5 separate regions of the Homo sapiens genome follow, and regions 1, 2, 4 and 5 are each linked to region 3. Evidence: chromatin loops called from intact Hi-C (ENCODE). Cell type or tissue: B cell. All regions are shown on one strand.

Evidence for each region. A loop is a pair of places that touch in the nucleus more often than their neighbours do. Peaks named below come from ENCODE experiments on the same cell type or tissue, not always from the same donor. Only the 100,000 strongest peaks of a DNase experiment are listed, where the experiment ranks them.
Region 1: a loop joins it to region 3, with 12 times the contacts of the local background. A loop is called at or near these places in 9 of 110 quality-filtered maps.
Region 2: it touches region 3 in a loop (29-fold over the local background); 8 of 110 quality-filtered maps call a loop at or near these places.
Region 4: a loop joins it to region 3, with 18 times the contacts of the local background. A loop is called at or near these places in 4 of 110 quality-filtered maps.
Region 5: it touches region 3 in a loop (19-fold over the local background); 10 of 110 quality-filtered maps call a loop at or near these places.

What each region holds. Positions count from the first base shown.
Region 1 is chr17:8,293,735-8,297,734 of GRCh38, forward strand. It overlaps SLC25A35 (solute carrier family 25 member 35), which reads right to left and starts at 1,666. Exons shown (of 5, transcript NM_001320870.2): 1 at 699-1,666. The coding sequence starts at 1,073. RefSeq lists enhancers at 1,386-1,465, 1,486-1,535, 2,156-2,285. In B cell, no CTCF peak of the experiment used is centred here; DNase peaks (open chromatin) are centred at 1,737 and 1,957; H3K4me3 peaks cover 1,471 bases; H3K27ac peaks cover 1,447 bases.
Region 2 is chr17:8,892,747-8,896,746 of GRCh38, forward strand. It overlaps PIK3R5 (phosphoinositide-3-kinase regulatory subunit 5), which reads right to left. Exons shown (of 19, transcript NM_001142633.3): 6 at 840-909. Among named protein-coding and RNA genes, the nearest start is that of PIK3R6, 27 kb to the left of the region's middle. RefSeq lists enhancers at 2,115-2,184, 2,195-2,394. In B cell, CTCF peaks have their summits at 2,369 (motif pointing left) and 2,570; a DNase peak (open chromatin) is centred at 2,375.
Region 3 is chr17:8,381,291-8,385,290 of GRCh38, forward strand. RPL26 (ribosomal protein L26) reads right to left here and starts at 1,903. Exons shown (of 4, transcript NM_000987.5): 1 at 1,867-1,903; 2 at 853-1,025. The coding sequence starts at 1,020. RefSeq lists enhancers at 1,361-2,078, 1,658-1,827, 2,079-2,796 and a silencer at 2,228-2,497. In B cell, CTCF peaks have their summits at 2,221 and 2,428; DNase peaks (open chromatin) are centred at 2,021 and 3,223; H3K4me3 peaks cover 3,299 bases; H3K27ac peaks cover 3,007 bases.
Region 4 is chr17:8,996,583-9,000,582 of GRCh38, forward strand. No RefSeq gene overlaps it. Among named protein-coding and RNA genes, the nearest start is that of NTN1, 23 kb to the right of the region's middle. In B cell, CTCF peaks have their summits at 1,606 (motif pointing left) and 1,806; a DNase peak (open chromatin) is centred at 1,619.
Region 5 is chr17:8,783,816-8,787,815 of GRCh38, forward strand. No RefSeq gene overlaps it. Among named protein-coding and RNA genes, the nearest start is that of MFSD6L, 14 kb to the right of the region's middle. In B cell, CTCF peaks have their summits at 2,176 (motif pointing left) and 2,375; a DNase peak (open chromatin) is centred at 2,186.

The DNA.
Region 1 (4,000 bases), 88 kb before region 3:
TAGAGACGGGGTTTCACCGTGTTAGCCAGGATGGTCTCCATCTCCTGACCTCGTGATCCGCCCGCCTCGGCCTCCCAAAGTGCTGGGATTACTGGCGTGAGCCACCGCGCCCGGCCAACAACTAGTAATTTTCAAAGCCAGGATTTTAGTTCCAGAAAGTCTGATTCCAAAGCCCATAATCTTTTTTTTTTTTTTTTGTGAGACGTAGCCTTGCTCTGTGGCCCAGGCTGGAGTGCAGTGACCGGATCTCGGCTCACTGCAAGCTCCGCCTCCCGGGTTCATGCCATTCTCCTGCCTCAGCCTCCCGAGTAGCTGGGACTACAGGCGCCCACCACCGCACCCGGCTAATTTTTTGTATTTTTAGTAGAGACGGGGTTTCACTGTGTTAGCCAGGATGGTCTCCATCTCCTGACCTCGTGATCCGCCCGCCTTGGCCTCCCAAAGTGCTGGGATTACAGGTGTGAACCACTGCACCCGGCCCCAAAGCCCATAATCTTAATCAATACATTCAATCGTGTCCATCAGATGGGTGTGTATAGGGCAGATCAGAAGACTCCGAAGCCTACCAGCACTTTCCTGATGCCTTTCCCTGCTTGCAGTGGGGCAGCACTCTGCCACCTATGCCCTTGGGAAAGAACAGCTCCTATCCTACAACGAGGATCTGCCCTGAAGGTCCCAGGCAAGAGCCCTCTTCTTACCATGTAGATGGGGCTCCCCAAGTAGGCTCCCATGACCCCAGCCATGGCCCCAGCTGCTGCGCTGCGGGCAGGACTGTGGGTGCCTTCGGCTGTGTGCAGGTAGCCCCCAGCCTCAGCCAGCCCATAGGTGCCCAGTCGGATGCCATTCATCAGGAACTGGTACAAGAGGGCGGGGGCCAGGCCTTTCTGCAGGGCAGCAAGGCCATCCACCTTGCCGATGGTGATGAAGGCATGGAAGACATTTCGGTAGTGCCGCTGGTATGTGCCAGGGGCCTGCAGTTCTCCTTGCAACTGCATCCTGGTCTTCACCACCTCCAGGGGATTGGTGAATACACAGGCCCCGCAGGCTGCCAGGCCACTCATCAAGAAGTCCATGGTGGGATAGCTGTAGCAGGAACTGACCCAAGAGTAAGAAAGTAAAAATGGGTGTCAGAAAGCGGGGTTGGAAGACAGGGGGAAGGCCTGTTTCAGCAGTACAGGTTGCAGAAGATAAGAATTTAGATTTGCAGTCAAGGGTGTCAGGGTCAAATGTCAAGTGGTCAAACGTCAGCTGGAATTTGGGAGTCAAGAGCTGGCAAGCAGGGAAGAGATAGAAATCTAGGAGATTCTGGTGAGAAGCTTAAGGCAGGACCCTCTGAGGTCAAGGAGGGGCAAAAGACAGAAGGTTGCAGGTGGGATGGCTCAGGATGGCGGGCGACGGGAGCACGGGAGTAGAGGAGGGAATCGCGGGGTTGGGAGATGGAAGCCAGGGAGGCAGGAAGAAGAAAGCCAGCAAGTGAGAGAAGAAAAGGATCCGGGAGAAGAGCCGGTGATTTCCTCGAGCCAGCAACGAGATCTCGATCCGAGAAAGAAGTCAGGACTCTGGCCAGGAATGAGCGTCCCTGAGCGTCCCCAGGCAGCCACCGGAGCTCGCAGTAGCTTCAACCCCGGGTAGCCTGCGGAGGCCGGGCCGCCACACTCCTGCCACTGGAGCGCGGGGCCAATGGGGAGCCTTCAAGAGCCACAACCGAGGCCCTCAGCCAATCAGCGCCGAGCCGGCTCCGCGGCCAAAGGGAGGAGCTCTCGGCGCTCCTGTCCCCGGAATCACCCGGAGGCGGTTGGAATTAACTGTCCAGGCTCCGCCACCAGCGCTCGGCCGCCGACTCCGGCTCCGGAAGGGAGGCCCGGGACGCGGCGGTTTTGTTATTGGCAGGGAAGAGACCTGGGTTCCCGATCGAACACAGAGGCCGAGCGCAGCAGTCCCCCACTGGGGTGCTGGGACCGCCCCTCGGGTGGGCGGACGGCTTTAGCTTCCTACCCCGGGTTGTGACCGGGTGGGGTCACATAAGTTCAGGTCCACGCCCTGCTCGGTGCCGGCGCCAGGAGAGCCAGGAAGACGCGGCCCGGCTTGCGGGGGGTAGAGGGACACACTTGCGCTGCGGGACCAGTCTCCTGAGGCTGCACGGGTTGGTGCTTGGTTAATTAAATCCTTAGTCCTTAGGCTCTTTATTTTTATTTTTTATTTTTTTTGAGACGGAGTCTCGCTCTGTCGCCCAGGCTGGAGTGCAGTGGCGCGATCTTAGCTCACTGAGAGCTCCGCCTCCCGGGTTCACGCCATTCTCCTGCCTCAGCCTCCCAAGTAGCTGGGACTACAGGTGCCCGCCACCACGCCCGGCTTATTTTTTGTATTTTTAATAGAGACCACCGTGTTAGCCAGGATGGTCTCGATCTCCTGACCTCGTGATCCACCCGCCTCAGCCTCCCAAAGTGCTGGGATTACAGGCGTGAGCCACCATCCCTGGCCTGGAGTTCTTTCATATGAGATATTTGTCTCTACTCCTCCATTATTTATTCAACCATTTATTTAATCAGTATGGACTCATGGACATTTATACTTTGGGTTATAATCCAATATACTTCATATTTATTTTCTAGCTAATTTCGTTCTAGCTTTGGCCTTTGAGAGCTGTTTCCGTTGGCTCCTGTGTCTCTTTAGCATACCCCCATCCATTTTTTTTTGCACACAAAAGTTTTTAGTTTATAAATCTTGTGAAAAATCCACAGTGGCCACAGATGTTACTGTAGCATCTTTACTCCTTTGGCTTTTTGCCACACCAACACTGTCCTTTGCAGTCCCCCTTTCTTCATTCTGGTCTTGTGTTCCTTTCATTGCTTTCTTGAGTTCTTTTCTTCTCATCCAGGCCATGTCTTGGAAGTCAGCATTTGGGTTTATTTTTCTTTGCATAATCCAGTGAATCATAAATCATGCCAAAGCCAGTTGTCTTGCCACCACCAAAATGAGTTCTGAATCCAAATACAAAGATGAGGCCAGGCGTGGTGGCTCACGCCTGTAATCCCAGCACTTTGGGAGGCAGAGGCAGGCAGATCACATGAGGTCAGGAGTTTGAGACCAGCCTGGCCAACATTGTGAAACCCTGTCTCTGCTAAAACTACAAAAATTAGCCGGGTGTGGTGGCAGGCACCTGTAATCCCAGCTACTCGGGAGGCTGAGGCAGGAGAATCACTTGAACCCAGGAGGCAGAGGTTGCAGTGAGCCGAGATTGCGCCACTACACTCCAGCCTGGGTGACAGACGGAGACTCCATCTCATAAAGACAAACAAAAACAAACAAAGATGATGACATCTAGTGTAGTCTCATACATTTTGGCTAGTTTTTCCTGAATTTCTGTCTTAGGTACTGTTGTCTTCCCAGGGTGAAGGACCTCAATAACCATTTGTTCCTCCTGAAGTATGTAGTCAGTTGATCATGAACTTCCTAGTTCAGATAGTTACTAAGTCATTCATGATGGCGGTCAATCCTCAACCAGGGAGAAAAATAAGAGTCCCATCAGTGTTGTTGTCATCATTGGTATTTTAATTAAAACCTTGTTTTTATTTAGTGTCACCTTACTTTCTGGTACTATAAAATGCTCCAGGCTCATTTTGTGTATTTCCTGCCACAGTCCTGCAATCAGCCATTTCTCCAAGGACCCCTATTTTCTTTTATTGGCAAATGGTTTTAGAATCCAAGATCTGGGCCCTAGGTGTGCTTGTTGCTTTTGAGGTATCATTGCTTCTGGACCCTCACATCTGAGAAAGCAAGGAAATATATGTGTGTATACTAACCCACGTATATACACAAACATGTATTTCCATATATAACCATCCATATCTATATTAAGCTAAGCATGAATTCATACTGATGTCTCCAACTTTAATCCATTACTACATGGATCATTCTAGCCACCTCCCTTGTTTATCTAAACTCCCACCCCAACTGTGAGAAACCTGGCTTCCATAATTTGCCATCTATTTACTTAATT
Region 2 (4,000 bases), 510 kb after region 3:
GGAGTGAGTGGGAAGTGAACCCCTGGGGCTGGGAATGAGGAGGGCCGGGGGCCTATAATTTCTGAGGTGGTGAAGGCCGGGGTCCCTGGGCTCCCAACATGTCAAGGTGAGACAGCACCCAACTCTTCAAGGCCTGCAGAGGGTCCTCCTAATGGGCACCCCCTCTCTAGTGCTTTTCAAACTGCAGGTCAGGACACAGGAGTGGGTAATGAAATCATCTGGGGAGCCAAATTTGTTTCTTAAATGAAATAGAATAGAACAGAGCTCATCCTATGTAACCAGGATACATTTCATTTCAGCTGTGTGTGTGTGTGTGTGTGTGTGTGTGTGTGTGTGTGTTTGTGTATCAGGCTGTCATATAAAATGGATTTTTCTTATAGGTCCTGGTCAAAAAAGTTTGGAAACACTGTTTTAGTAACAGACAGAAGGAGATTGTGGAAATATCATGGGCTTCTGAATAAGCCTGAGGGTTAAATTCTGGCTCGTACCCTTGCTCGCTGTGTGACCTTGGGGAAGTTGCTTGACCTCTCTGACCTCCAGTTCCTCATCTGAAAATAATGAAAGTGGGGGAACTGTGTGCCTAACACCTGGCATAATTGATACAGACCTCTTTAAGAATCTGGTGAAAGACCGTCAGCCTAGAAAAACACACCTGGACACAAAATATCACCAGCAGTGCCAGGGGGTTCCCAGTTCCCTGGAAGCCTGTTTGTTGCTGGCTGGGGTGGACAGGGGGTGGGGGCACTGGATGTTTGAGTGGGGGAGGAGGGTGAAGGTGGAACAGTGCAGGGGTCCCAAACTCCCTCCCCACTGTTTCTCCGTCCCCCAAGAGCACTCACACGGTGGAGCTGCGGTGACTCCTGATGGGCAGGCCCTGCTCAGCCCTCACCAGTCTCTGGTAGGAGATCCCTGTGGGTCAAGAAGAAAAGAGTTCATGGGCTGATCAGTTCCTTCAGCATCGTCCGTGTGCCTCGTGGGGAGCCAAGCACTGGACAATCAGGTTGGAAATTCCCGGATGGAGCTCAGGCGAACCTGCAGAGAAGCTGTTCTGTGGACCCTCCAGGGTGCCTAGCAGTTTGCTTCTATGCGTCCTTTTACACCTCACGAGTCATATCCCCACCTCCACCTCCAACACCAAAACTCGGTCCTGGGCCTCGCTGTCCTCTGGATTCCCGTGGCCTCTCTGACTGCCCTCCCTTCCTAAGAGCTTTCCACTCCCCTTGTGGCTCAGGTCCCGGCTCCAGGCTTGGAGGCAGCCTAGCTGGAGAGAAAGAGATCCAGGGTGAGAGCCCGTGTCGGAAGCCTGAGTTCTATTCCAGCTCTTCTGCGTGGCCTTGGCCAGGTCACTTTAGCCCTGGGCCTCAGTTTCTCCTGGGAAGGGCCAGATTAGATCCGTGGCCTCTGAGGCCTTTAACAGTCTATGATTCCCAGGCCCCACCATGGCTTGACCAACTTAAAGTTTCTCTCTTCAGAGACTGGGAGGCGGAGCATCGCAGGAGGCAGAACCTGGGCCCAGGAGGCTGCCCCGTCTTGTGCCGCAGGGCTACTCCTCGGTCCCTGCCGCTGCCCCCTCTCCCGGTCCGGGGTGCCTTCCCGCTATGCCAGGCACCTCTCAGCCCATCCACTTTGCCTTAGCTCCAGCCAGGCAGTGGGTTTCGAGTTTCCCCACCTGCACCTCCCCGTCTCTGCCTGGAGTCCGGGGATCGGGAAGGACTGTGGTCTGGCCTGGCGTCCTCCGTGCTCTGAGGCATCTGCATCCCAGGCTCCTCTCCCAGCCCGCATCCCCTTTCTCCCTGGCCCTTCCCCCTCTCTGTCTCCTCTGACTTCCAAATGCTGAGAAGAAACACACCAAAGGTTTTCCTTTTGTTTCTGCAGCTTGACTCTGTTGTGCACAGTAGTCGCTTTACAGTGTGCATTCAGTTCTGTTTCCACCATGACAAGGAGATGAAACAGAAAGCGGGAGTTCACTCCCTCACAGAGCAGGGGCTGGGGACCCAGCGGGGTGGGTCGCCTTCTTGTCATAGCTTGGAAATAGGCCCAGGGCAGTCCCCATCGAGAGCAGGGCCACTCTGAACTGGGACTGAGCTGGGAACCTGCAGGACGTCCCCTCAGAAGTGCAAGTCTCGGGGGCGGGGTAGGGCGGGGGTTGGGGTTTAAAGACAGCTATAAATAGAAAGGCTGTGAGGTTCCTTTAGTAAAAGGCAGAAAATTACCACATAATGCTCTTCTAACTTGGGACCTAATTGCTTTGATTTTTGGCCTTTTGCGTGATGTTTACTTTATGTAATCATCGCATATTTAGAAGTTAACGTTTGGTCCATTTTGCCAGATAAGTCCTTGACACAGTGGCTATTACATCAGGACTTGGGACACCATCTGGTGGCCACTCACGTGCATTACAGAGAAGAGATCCTCACCCGCTCTCCAACCACCTCTACATAATACCATAGCTACCATAGCGGAGACAAACAGATATTCCCCATCTCCCTGACCATAAAACACATAGATACGCAAAATCTTCTCTTGACCTTATTTCTCTTTTCTTTTACTGTTTAATGCTTTTAACATTAACCCACACCCCGCTGACCCCATTTCTTCACCGCCACTTCTGCCTCTGTTGACCAAGGACATCCAGGCGGTCATACTCCAGGAAGCAGTAGACTCTGACGTCGCTCTCCCTCCACATCAGCTTTCTTCCAACACGCCCAGCCATTGGCTTCCAACCCCTCTGCCCTCCTGACCCTGCTCTCCTGAAGCTTGGCAACATTTTCCCCGTCCCCATACCCAACGGCCCAACCTCATCCTCACGCTGCTTGAACTTTTGTTTTGGAGTGCTTGGTACTGTTGACAACCTTCTCCTTGAAGCTCCTTCGTCTCCTCTTGTCTCTAGGATGAGGAGCAGTCTCTAACATCTATATTCGTGTGCCTTAGTCTCATTTTAGGATTGTGCTACAGTTAGAATCAGAAGCTGCTTCGTATGAGCTACGTGGACTCCACGCGACTGTTGCTCTATGTGTCCCGTTGCTTTAATGGGGGATATTTAGGAGGATACCTGTGCCTCTTGGCACACTCTGACCCAGAGAGAGTGATTTTCAGAGTTGTTTGGCTGGTGCTGAATACCCAAGGTACCAACAGTTCCCAAGCAGAACCTATGATCATCAGATAAACTCCCGCCCTCACCCCCAAAACACCATCAACCCCCTTCCTTGGCCTCTCTTGGTAATGGACCTCCCTGCTTAGCATGGGGTGTGGGGTTTTGGGGTAATTAACTGGTGGGCTGGGGCCTGAGCTGGGAACACATTAGAAAAGACTGTGCAATGTGGAGGAGGCTTTGATAATATAAGCTTTTGTACAGACTGACTCCTTTGAGCCTGGCTTAGAGATTGTACTGCCGAGTCCCCATTTGCTGGTATGTGCTGTGAGGTTGGAAATATCTCCCAGCACCCTCCATGGGCTTGGTTTTCACAATGTTACCTGGTGATGCCAGGGAGGCCATGAATGCTAAGTGGGGTGTGCAATGTCAGTTTCGAGACCACCCTTAACTCCACCCTCCACTCCCCAAACAGGGAGGCTGCACTGGGGAGCCTCAGATCCACAGACACCTCTCTCCCTTTGATCTTAGATCACACCCTTTCTTGGTCACCTTAGCAGATGGAAACAACTTTCTGAGTTTAGCTTCTTAGATCAAGATTGGTGCAAGGGCTAAACAAAAATCTTGCCTGGGTTGTTCCTACGTCAGGCTCTAGCAAGTAAGAAATTGAGAGAAGTCACCCCATACAGGCGAAGAACGGGGTGAGTGGGCAGAACACACTCATAGTGAAGTTCAAACTCCTGGCCCAGGTGTCCAAGGCCCTTCGCCATTAAGCCTTGTTCACCCATCAAAGCTTCCACTCTTTTTCAAAGTTGCAAATAGATGGGGATCCTGCACAGAACAGCAGACTGTGAAGATCCAGGACACAGGAAAATCACTACATCTGCCATCAAGCAAGCACTGGTATTA
Region 3 (4,000 bases):
TCTGGCTCTGCATGAATTAAACTCTTTCTCTATTGCAATTCCTGTCTAGATAAATCGGCTCTATCTGGACAGCAGGCAAAATGAGCCTGTTGGGTAGTCACAATATATTGATAAAAGGATTAATCCCAAAGCAATGTTCTGATTATGTCACCTAATTATGGTCACATCATCTGACGTTTGAGGAAACTGATTTTCGGGCAGGATCCCCAGGAGTTGGAGACCAATCTGGGCAGTAAAGTGAGACCCCTCTCTACAGAAACAAAAAAAAGGTCCTACATGGGAGCATCACTTGAGCCCACAAGAGCCATGACCACGCAACTGCACTCCAGTCTGGGTAAGAGTGAGACCCCATCTCAGCCGGGCGCGGTGGCTCACGCCTGTAATCCCAGCACTTTGGGAGGCTGAGGCGGGCTGATCACCTGACGCCATGAGTTCGAGACCACCCTGCCCAACATGGTGAAACCCCGCCTCTACTAAAAACACAAAAATTAGCCGAGCCGTGGTGGCGGGCGCTTGTAATCCCAGCTACTCGGGAGGCTGAGGCAGGAGAATCGCCTGAACCCGGGAGGCGAAGGTTGCAGTGAGCTGAGATGGCACCACTGCACTCCAGCCTGGGGGGGACAAGAGCGAGACTTCATCTCAAAAAAAAAAAAAAAAAAGATTTTCACCAAATAATACAATTAAAAACTGAAAAGCAGCTTACTTACTGTTTTTTGGTCCCTGGCTCAACTCATCTTGCCACTCTTTGGGAGCAAGAGTCTCAGAAGCATCTTTCTCAGGAATGCAATCTCTCTTCTAAGCTAAGTGCGTAAAATATCCATCAAGACAACGAGAACAAGTAGGGATACACACCTGAACTTCATCATCCTTTCGGATGGGCATGGATCGCACGTTGTACTTCTGTCTCAGCTCTTTGGAAAGAGGGGAAGACATAATCTTCCTTCGAATGTGGGAAGGTGCATTGAAATGCCTTTTGCGATTCTTGCTTCGGTCGGAAGTCACAAAGGGATTAAACTTCATTTTGGCTAAATAAAAAGTTAAAAAGACTCTTAAATGACCAAAATCTCATCCAGCTTCCAAACAAATAACCGCAATGATTTTATCTTGATAGTCTAGAATGATCATAGGCAGTGTCATGTTGTGCAACTTCAACAAAAACTGTTTGATCGGAAGGGCCTATCAACCGAAGCTCGAAACTTTTTATTTTTTGTTTTATTCGGGTGTTTTCTGTATATGTTTACGGACTAAAGACTTTTGCATCAAAAACACTTGTCCTAGTTATAAGACCTTTTAGTTACACTCTCCCAACTCCTCAAGTAGTGCCTGAGGAAATCAAGACTGGACTTACATCTCTGCTGAGCAGACCGACAACGCAATTCTCTTAACTATAACCTCACGTTTTAGAAGGTACAATCAACGTTCATCTTCTACAGGCTTAAGAGTGAATACGTATAGCCCCGCCAAAATGAATAAGGCCCACCAACCCGAACCTGGAAAAGCCTGCACACGTCTCGGGTCCTAAAAGCCTCCCAGTGGGCAAGTGTGGTCTGGAAATTCCGTGAAGACTTTACCGAGAAGTTACTTCGAGACCATTCTCTAGGAAACGACACTACCCAGACTCCAGTCTATTTCCACAGGCTCCCTTCCCTCAGCTCGTTTTCGAGTTCCCAAATCCCCGGTCCCTCCATCCATCTCCGGCCCGGCGGCCCTTGATTTAAGAAAGCAACAGATAAAAAACCATCCCAGTCTCTCCTTCCTGGCTGCTACTCGGCCGACAAGAGACTCTCGGGGTCCCCGCGGTCGGAAGCCACCATGCCCAAGAACGGATGGCTGCTGATTACACCCGCTTGCCCGCCGAATCCTTACCCGCTCCCGCTTCGGTGATGGCCGCAAAAGGGAAGAGAACTACACGCTGCTTCCGGTTCTGTAAGTTTACCAAAGATCTCGCGAGACCTATGTCTCTCGGAGCGAGAGGGGCGCGGAGTTTGAGCGAGGGGAGTAAACTGGGAAATAAATTTATGGCTAGTGTCACCTAGTGGCTAGGAGGGGAACTGCGAGGGATTGCAAAACTCCCCTCCTCCAGGTCCTAGTGTCTCCCTTCCGAGACCCGGGTGCTGCCGCTGAATCCTCTGGGAAGGGTAGTCCCGGGGCTATTGGCTAAGGCTGCTCAGGGTCCAACTGCCCCTGGGGGTGATGAAGGAACGAGCGGCCCCAGGAGACCGCCCAGGAGACCCGCTGGTACCTTCACTCCCAGGTGCCGGGGCGGGGGCCGGCACCCCTTAGCCGGGGAAGCGCAGGCCCTGCTTCTGGCCGCCAGGAGGCGCGGGGACGCCGGCCGGCCGGTCGCCTGGGTCCCTGCACTCACCGTCCCCTCCCGCCCGTGGCGTGGGCGCGGCCAGCGTGCCGGTACTTTAACGAGCTCCACCGCGACGCCGGCCACCGCCCCTGCACCTGGGCGTCTGCTGACCGCACAGCAGGGCCCGCCAGAGATTCAGTTCTGGGTGGTGAGGGGCCTTGCGAGGACCAGGGCCACCGATCGCCGCCTGCCCCCGCGGAAATAGGTCCAAGGCCGCGTTTCCAAGGCGCCCCCAGTGCTGTGGGAGGTGCTGGTCCAGACCACGCTTCGAAGGAGCCAGGCGAGAGGAAGCCTCTCGGTGCGGGGAGCTGCGCGGGTTTCTAAATGCTCGGCCTGTTTGCGTCCAGTTCAGGACCAGACGGAAGCCGTGCGCTCCCTGCAAATGGTTTCTTTTCTTCTTCTTCGTGTGTGTGTGTGTGTGTGTGTGTGTGTGTGTGTGTGTGTGTGTGTGTGTGTGTGTGTGTGTGTGTCTTTTTCTTCTTTTTGAGACAGTTTCGCTCTTGTTGCTCAGGCTGGAGCGCACTGGCACGATCTCCACTCACTGCAACCTCCGCCTCCCGGGTTCTCCTGCCTCAGCCTCCTGAGTAGCTGGGATTACAGGCGCCCGCCACCACGCCCGGCTAATTTTTGTAGTTTTAGTAGAGACGAGGGTTCACCATGTTGGCCAGGCTGGTCTCGAACTCCCGACCTCAGGCAATCCGCCCGCCTCAGCCTCCCAAAGTGCTGGGATTACAGGCGTGAGCCACCGCGCCCGGCCCCTGCAAATGGTTTCTGAGGCAGCGGCAGTGCAGCAGGCACCGGCGCTGAACGGCTTCTGCTGAATGAATGACACGGGTGTCACAGTGACAGAGGACAGGCGTTTCACAAGAATACCGAAGACGTAGTGAGCCTTCTGAGTGTGGGGACGCTCTTCTCTACACTTTACATCATGAATTCTTTTAATCCACAAAATGGCTCTGTTGTTGCTGGTATTATTGTCCCCATTTTACAGATTGGGCAACTCAGCCACAGAGAAATGAGAGGAACTTGGTGCAAGGTTATACAGGACCCATAAGTCACAGCAGAACCCGTGCAGGCTGGCTCCCCGGCCTCTTCTGGGAACTGTATATGGCCCCAATTTGTGGGAACCTCATAGTCAGGACTGCCCAGAGGATGGTCAGCAACGAACATGCGTTTTCATGATTTAAAAATAGTTGTGTTCTTAAATATGCTGTGAAGGAAGTAGCCCTAGATTTTATTCATCACTGAAAAATTCAGCAAGAATTCCTCTGCTGCGACTCTTTTCAACAAATATTTATGAGGCTTCTTTCCTGGGCCAGCCCTGAAACTAGACACTGGCGATGCAAAATAGGTCAAAGTTTGTGCCTTCAGGAAGTTTACTGTCTACAAGAAAAGATAGACAAGGGAATCAACAGCCACGAGACCACAGGAAAAGTGCTCGCTGAGCCAGCTGCCCTTGCTGTCTCTGTGATTCAGGAGCAGAAGGGAGCTCTGGGGTCAGGGAAGACTTCTGAGGTGAGGTCAGCATTGACTGGAATTGGAAGAATGTTAGCATTCGCTCCACAAGGCAGTAGGAATTGCTTGAAGGAAGGCTTGGAGGTGTGAAGCAGCGTGACTCGTGTTTTCCAGGAACCAGGTCCTTGC
Region 4 (4,000 bases), 620 kb after region 3:
TGGAGATGCTATTGTTCATTTAGAGATTTGGGGGGTCGTGGCTTTGGCTGTCATAGTGATTGGCAGTCACTACTACCATTTAGTTGTCAGGGACCAGAGGTACTATATGTCGTCAATGCATGTAAGCAACCATTGTGCACAGGAAAGGGTTGTCAGCCTTCCCCTACAACTTTTAGATACCCCACTGGATATTCATGTAGATAAAATATAATCTGTGCTCAGAGCCTACCTTTATTTTGTTTATGTACACAAAGGTTTGGTTTGGTTAGGTTTTCACAATTTTAACATACACTGCAGTTTCCAGGAAGGCAACTTTACCAAGTGCTGTTGCCTACTTTGGAAAATCACGTTACCTGGGGCAATGCCACTCTAGGTGCTCTAGGTGTTGGAATTACCAGAGCAACACATCTCTATCAGACCTCATTTGTTACTATGGTGTTCTTGGTAATGCTACACCTAGGTGCAAGCAGCTGACTACTTCAATATGTCATCTAACATAGTTGTGCCCAAGCATTTACATATTGGAATGTGTGTTATTTTATTTTATTTATTTATTTTTGAGACGGAGCCTCACTCTATCACCCAGGCTGGAGTGCAGTGGCACAATCTCGGCTCACTGCAACCTCTGCCTCCCTTGTTCAAGTGATTCTCCTGCCTCAGCCTCTTGAGTAGCTAGGACTATAGGTGTGTGCCACCACATCCGGCTAATTTTTTGTATTTTTAGTAGGGACAGGGTTTCACCATGTTGTCCAGGCTGATCTCGAACTCCTGACCTCAAGCAATCCACCTGCCTCGGCCTCCCAAAAATGACGGGATTACAGGTGTGAGCCACTGTGCCCAGCCCATGTTATTTTATTATACTTGGCTTCTTCTTCTTCATATTGTGTTGATATAGTGGAGGAAATTATGGATGTTGGAAGGCAATATGATAAAGGGGTGTGTTATATATTTTATTGTTTTTAATTATTTATTTTTTTGAGATGGAGTCTCGCCCTGTCGTCCAGGCTGGAGTGCAGTGGCGCAATCTTGGCTCACTGCAACCTCTGTCTCCCGGGTTCAGGCGATTCTCCTGCCTCAGCCCCCAAGTAGCTGGGATTACAGGTGCCCGCCACCACGCCTGGCTAATTTTTGTATTTTTAGTAGAGTTGGGGTTTCACCAAGTTGGCCAGGCTGTTCTCAAACTCCTGACCTGAAGTGATCTGCCTGCCTCGGCCTCCCAAAGTGCTGAGATTACAGGCGTGAGCCACCGCGCCCAGCCAAGGGTGTGTTATAGAATATTTGTTACAAAAAAAGAGGATGATGCTGTGGAAAAACTCAGACAGGTGCATCACTGCCTTGGTTGGATGGCAGTACATGAGTCCACATGGAGCTAACGCTTTACCCAAACCATGCCCTTTATTTGTAGACATCCACTATTTTCTCTAAATAGAAGAAAACTTTTTTTAGTGAGTGGAGCTGATTAGAAAAAATTTGTTCCATTATAGTTGATATCGTTATATATAACTCACAGATGGACCCACATCACTAGCAAACTATTTGTATCGTTTCTCCAAGCCCAGCATTTACTGTGCGAGCCACCTGGGGGCCATTTTTGTTGCCCGAGGTGGTGCGCCTGCGCCACCTGGTGGACTACGGGAAAGTAGCAGATCGGTGAGATGGGTTGAGGCACCTTCATTTGCAGATGGGTAGGCAATAATAACATGAATATTATCAGCTAATGCACTTATAGGGTGCCTATAAGTGCATTAACTCCTGCAGAACTCACAAAATCTTTATGACATATAGTCACTGTTATCTCCTTTTTGCCCATGAGGAAACCGAGGCAAGTAGTGAGTAGAGAGGCAGAGCTGGGATTTGAAGCCTAGTGGACTGGCTCCACAGTTGCTGCTTTTAATCACCCTGCTATAAGCTGGGCATGGTGGCACACAGCTGTAGTCCCAGCTACTTTGGAGGCTGAGGTGGGAGGATCACTTGGGCCCTGAGATGGAAGTTGCAGTGAGCTGAGATTGCAGCACTGCACTCCAGCCTGGATAACAGAGTGAGACCCTGTCTCAAAAAATAATAATACAATTAAAAAATTAATCAGTCTGCTATGGACTTGCAAGTAGCTGCTCTCTTGGGAGACACTATTCTGAGAGTCAAAGGCTGTACTGTGAACATAGGGCTGCCTTCAGCCATCTCTTTCAGGGCAGTAGGGTTACAAAGACAGAGAGAAAGGATGGTGTGCTCAGTGGCTCACACCTGTAATTCCAGCACTTTGGGAGGCCAAGGTGGGCGGATCACCTGAGGTCGGGAGTTCGAGACCAACCTGACCAACATGGAGAAACCCTGTCTCTACTAAAAATACAAAATTAGCTGGGCGTGGTGGCGCATGCCTGTAATCCTAGCTACTCGGGAGGCTGAGGCAGATGAATCGCTTGAACCCAGGAGGCAGAGATTTCAGTGAGCCAAGATTGCTCCATTGCACTCCAGCCTGGGCAACAAGAGCGAAACTCCATCTCAAAAAAAAAAAAGAAGAAGAGGAGGACTAGAAAGAGAGTACCTAGTATTAGGACATGGTAAGATCTAGAAGAGTCTTGCCATTGTATGGACCATGGCAATCTTTGTGCCTACTGTGTGAGGAGGGTGTTTCATTCTTTTGGCAATGAAGGGCTCTAGAATGGCTGAATCCCTAATTATGTTGCAAGCTTCGTGAAGGAAAAGTACACATTCCCTGTTCACTTCTGTGTCACCAGTATTTACCCCAGGACCTGACAGGTATTGAATGTTCAATAAGTATTTTTATTTATATAACATCTGTGTTGAGATATTCATATACCATAAAATTCATCCATTTAAAATTTACAATTCAATTGTTTTTAATATATTCACAGAGTTCTGCAACCATCACTGTAATCAATTTTATCACCCCTAAAGGAAACCAGGTTACTATTAGAATTCATTCCCCGTTACCCCCAACTCCTATCTCTAGCCCTGGCAACCACAAATCTACTTTGTGTCTTTATGGATTTGCCTATTTTGGACATTTCATTATAACTGGAACCATACAATTTTTTTTTGTTGTTGTTGTTGTTTGTTTGTATGTTTTTTTGAGATGGAGTCTCGCTGTGTCGCCAGGCTGCAGTGCAATGGCGTGATCTCGGCTCACTGCAACCTCCGCCTCCCAGGTTGAAGAGATTCTCCTGCCCCAGCCTCCTGAGTAGCTGGGACTACAGGCGCGCACCACCGTGCCCAGCTAATCTTTGTATTTTTTAGTAGAGGTGGGGTTTAACCATATTGACCAGGATGGTCTCGATCTCTTGACCTCGTGATCCACCCACCTCGGCCTCCCAAAGTGCTGGGATTACAGGCATGAGCCACTGCACCCGGCCCACAGTCGTATTTTTTGACTGGCTCCTTTCACTTAGCATAATGTTTTCAAGGTTCATCCACTTTGCAGCATGTATCAATTCTTTATTCTTCTTAATGGCTGAATAATATTCCATCGTATGGATATATTGCATTATATTTATCCAATCATTAGTTGATGGACATTTGGGTTGTTTCCAGTTTACGGCTATTGTGAATAATTCTGTTATGAACATTTGTGTATAAGTTTTTGTGTGGACATGTGTTTTCATTTCTTTTGGATGTATTCCTAGCATTGCAGTTGCTGGGTCATATGTAAATATGTAACTTTACATTTAACCTTTGAGGAACTGCCAGAGTATTTCCAATGGCTGCACCAGTCTACATTCTTACCAACGAGGTATAAGGGTTCCAATTTCTCTATATCCTCGCCAACACTTGTTATTATCTGTCTTTTTTATTACAGCCATCCTAATCATTGTGAATTGGTTTTTCATTGTGGCAGGGCTGTTGCTTTTTAATCATAGGCAAATAAACACCCAGCCTATTGAAGCTGGATGGTACCACAACAACCATGTGGTCCAATTTGTTCATTTTATAGGAGAAGCAACGAACGTGTTAAGAGAATAAGAAACTATCTCAAGGTCACACT
Region 5 (4,000 bases), 400 kb after region 3:
TGGTTGCACTATTTTACTTTCCCATCAACAGTTCATAGTGTTCTAATTTCTCCATCCTTGTCAACACTTATTATTATTATTATTATTTTTTGAGACACAGTTTCATTCCGTCACCCAGGCTGGAGTGCAGTGGTCCAATCTCTGCTCACTGCAAACTCTGCCTCCTAGGTTCAAGTGATTCTGCTGCCTCAGCCTCCTGAGTAGCTGGGATTACAGGTGTGTGCCACCAGGCCCAGCTAATTTTTGTATTATTAGTAAAGACTGGGTTTCACCATGTTGGCCAGGTGAACTCCTGACCTCAAGGGATCAGCCCAACTTGGCCTCCCAAAGTGCTGGGATTACAAGCCAGCCACAGTGCCTGGCCTGTTTTTTTTTTGTTGTTGTTGTTCGTTTTTTGTTTGTTTTTCATAGCAGCCATCCTAATGAGTGTGAGAGATGGTATCTCATTGTGGTTTTGGTTTGCATGTCCCTAATGATTAGTGATGTTGGGCATCTTTTCATGAGCTTGCTGGTCTTTTGTATATTTTCTTTAGAGAAATGTCTATTTAAGTACTTTGCCCATTTAAAAATCAGGTTGTTTGTTTTTTTGTTGTTGAGTTTTAAGAGTTCTTCATATATTCTGCATATTAACACCTTATCAGATGTATGATTTGCTAATATTTTCTCCCATTCCATAGGTTGCCTCTTCACTTCTGTTGATTTTGTCCTTTGATGCTAGACCTTTGTCATCCACATCTTTGTCATCCACATCTGAACCCCATCTCTCGTTTCCATTGGTGGTAGTCGTGGTGGTGGTGGGCCTCAGTATGACTGCAGTAATGGTACCTGGTGCGTCTTCTTTCCAAGACTGCCCTTACTTAGTTTCTTTTGTTTGCAATGAGACAAAGATTTCTGAGCACCAAATGACAAAGAAGAGTTAAGTTTTTAAAAGCAATTGTTTTCTTCTTGAAATGTTTCTTTAGTTCCTGTTCAAGACAATGCTAAGCAAAATTCAGATATCACCACACAACCTCTGGTCTTCTGTGGAAGGCAAGACTTCTTCAAATATCCAAACACCTTGAGCCCCTGAGTTGGTCTGACTCGCTAGTCCCAGGGACAGACACAGTGAGGTTTATTTGCTGCTGACAGCCAAGCTCCAAGGCAAGATGGGACAGCTATTGTCATGGGGGGAGACATTCAGATCCCTCTTATGACTTGCCATAAAAATGATGGGCCTCTGGTGGGATCCATTCCCAACTCTCTTACCTCATTTCAGGTAGGTTCAGTGGTGACATCCAATCATAGCTCTCTTACCTAACTCACCTCTCCAAGGGCAAGCTTCTCACTATTCTCTAATCAAAATTTAGAAAACCTGCCAGTACAACCTTGGAGAAGAGGGGCTTTAGCCAAAAGCAGGTGCTATATTCTCTCCTTCCTGGAAGTGTCATCTCTTTTCTGGGCTAAGAGCACACAGATTTTGATGTAATTTGCCAAGAACAATAGGAAGAAGCACTGTTTCTGGATGCCACATGCTTCCTGAAAGAGGAAAATTGTAACATGTTGATATGATAGTGGAGGGTCTTGGAATTTTCTTGGAATCTTCTCATCTCTTCCATGGTGACAGAGATCCAGTGAGTGCCTGGTGAGATAGGACTTATTTGTAAATCCTTGTGAGCCTCTCTCTGCAGGCACTGGAATATACACTGATGAGATTTGGGCAGCCAGGCTTGGAAGGGGATGGGGCTGAGGAGCAGGAGGTGAGGGTCTGTGAAATTGGTTTTATTATTGTGACTCTGACCTCAGGTGGTCCCTCGGCAGCCCTAGGAAACTCAAAAAGTACATGCAGCTATTTATCCTGTTTCTTCACATTTACACTGATCAAGACAAAAGTAGCATCAGGGTCGTCCATATCCTCAGGAAAGGCTGCCAGAGGCTGTCTGGGCTGGCCAGGCTGATCTGCCAATTCCACTGGAAGCCTTTGCAGCTGCTCCCTTTTCCCAGACCCTGGCCTCGCCTCCTGTCTCTCACAAAGCCAGCTCAGCAGCAGCACCTGATCCTCGGGGTTTTCTGTAATTCCAAGCTCCAAGAACTAAAGGGCCTTCAGGTTGCCGGCCTCATCCTGAGCTGCAGCTTTGGGAAGGGAATAGGGACCAGGTTTGCCCAATGAAGAGGGACGCTAGTTTTCCCTTGTGTTTGGCGCTCCCTGGTGGAGAGCTTCGGAACCCCTGGTCGAATCCTCTCCCTTCCTGTCCCGGTTTGCTTTCAGAAGTCCTCTTCAGTCCCCGCTTACAGCCATTCCACCCCCGTGTGGAGGCAGAAAATAGCTTTCCAGTCCCAAGAGCGTGGCCTGCCCCTTGCAAAGGGCAGAGGGGATGCAAGTGTCCAAAACTGCAGCCTATGGGGGTCGACATGAACAAAGCTAAAGGGAACGTTGAGTGCCAATAGGAAGGTGCCCCGCCCTGAAGGTGCCTACCCAGACCTCTGCCTTCCGCAGTAGCCCCCCATGCTGCAGGCCTCGACCAGACACCAAGTTCCAGTCACCACAGATTGCCCCCTCTGGCTCATCCCACCACTCCCTAGACCCTGGCTTTGAGGGCAGATCGATTGGCCTATAGGGCTGGTGTCTTGGCTCAATGTGGTCCTTCTGCACACAGACCAGGAACTTTCTGCCAGGTTCTGGGGAAGGAGATGAACCTTCATTCCAGGCCCCAGCATCTCTCGGGTTCCAGAATGCTATGCTATTCTGCAGGGTGAGAAGGGCTGGTGTGCCCTTGGCCCAAAGGAGGGAATCACGTCAAGGCCGAGAGGCACAAACTTAGAAGGTCACAGAGACCAAGGCCCTCATTTTTCAGACATGGGAGCTGAGACCCAGTGGGGTAAGTGACTTGCCCAGGGGTCATATTTTAAGTTTTACTTCTGTAGCAGATGACAACTGTCTTAGTCCGTTTTCTGTTGCTTATAATGGAATACCTGAAACTGGGTAATTTAGAAAGAAAAGGAATTTAGTTCTTAAAGTTACGGAGGCTGAGAAGTCCAAGGTGAAGGGGCCACATCTGGTGAGGGCCTTCAGGCTGAGGACTCTCTGCAGAGTCCCGAAGTGTTGCAGGGCCTCACGTGGCGAGGGGGCTAGGCATGCTAGCTCAGGTCTCTCTCTTTATAAAGCCACCTGCCCCACTCCTATAATAACCCATTAATTCATTAACCCATTCACTTATCCATGATGGCAGCATCCTCATGAACCATTCACCTCTTAAAGGTCCCACCTCTCAATACTGTCACATAGAGGATTAAATTTCAACATGAGTTTTGGAGGGGACAAATATTCAAACCACAGCAACACCTCACCAGTCACGTTTCTGTCGTGCACCGCAGGCTCCCAGGATTGGAAAGAACTTCAGTCCAGTGGAGCCTCATGTCTCCAAGCCATTTCACAGCCAGGCTAGCAAAAAGATAAAGGTTTCATGAACATGGCTGTGGAAAGCCAGTGGATGCTGAGCATGCCTTCTGCTTTGCTCCACATCACAAACATCACCAAGTGGCAGGGCTTCTGGTCTCAGTGACAGTCAGCAATTGTAGAAGGAAGCTAGCAGATGAGGAGTTTTTGCTGTATTGTCTATAATTCTTTTTTTTTTTCTTTGAGAAGGAGTCTCGCTCTGTCGCCCAGGCTGCCAGGCTGGAGTGCAGTGGCGCGATCTCAGCTCACTGCAAGCTCCGCCTCCCGGGTTCACGCCATTCTCCTGCCTCAGCCTCCTGAGTAGCTGGGACTACAGGCACCCGCCACCACGCCTGGTTAATTGTGTGTGTGTGTGTGTGTGTGTGTATTTTTAGTAGAGACAGGGTTTCACTGTGTTAGCCAGGATGCTCTCCATCTCCTGACCTCATGATCCGCCGGCCTTGGCCTCCCAAAGTGCTGGGATTGCAGGCGTGAGCCACCGCACCCGGCCTGTATTGTCTATAATTCTTATGATCTGAGCTTTGGTTTCAGGTTTTGGATGGATGGCTTCATGGGCTCCCGGGCTCT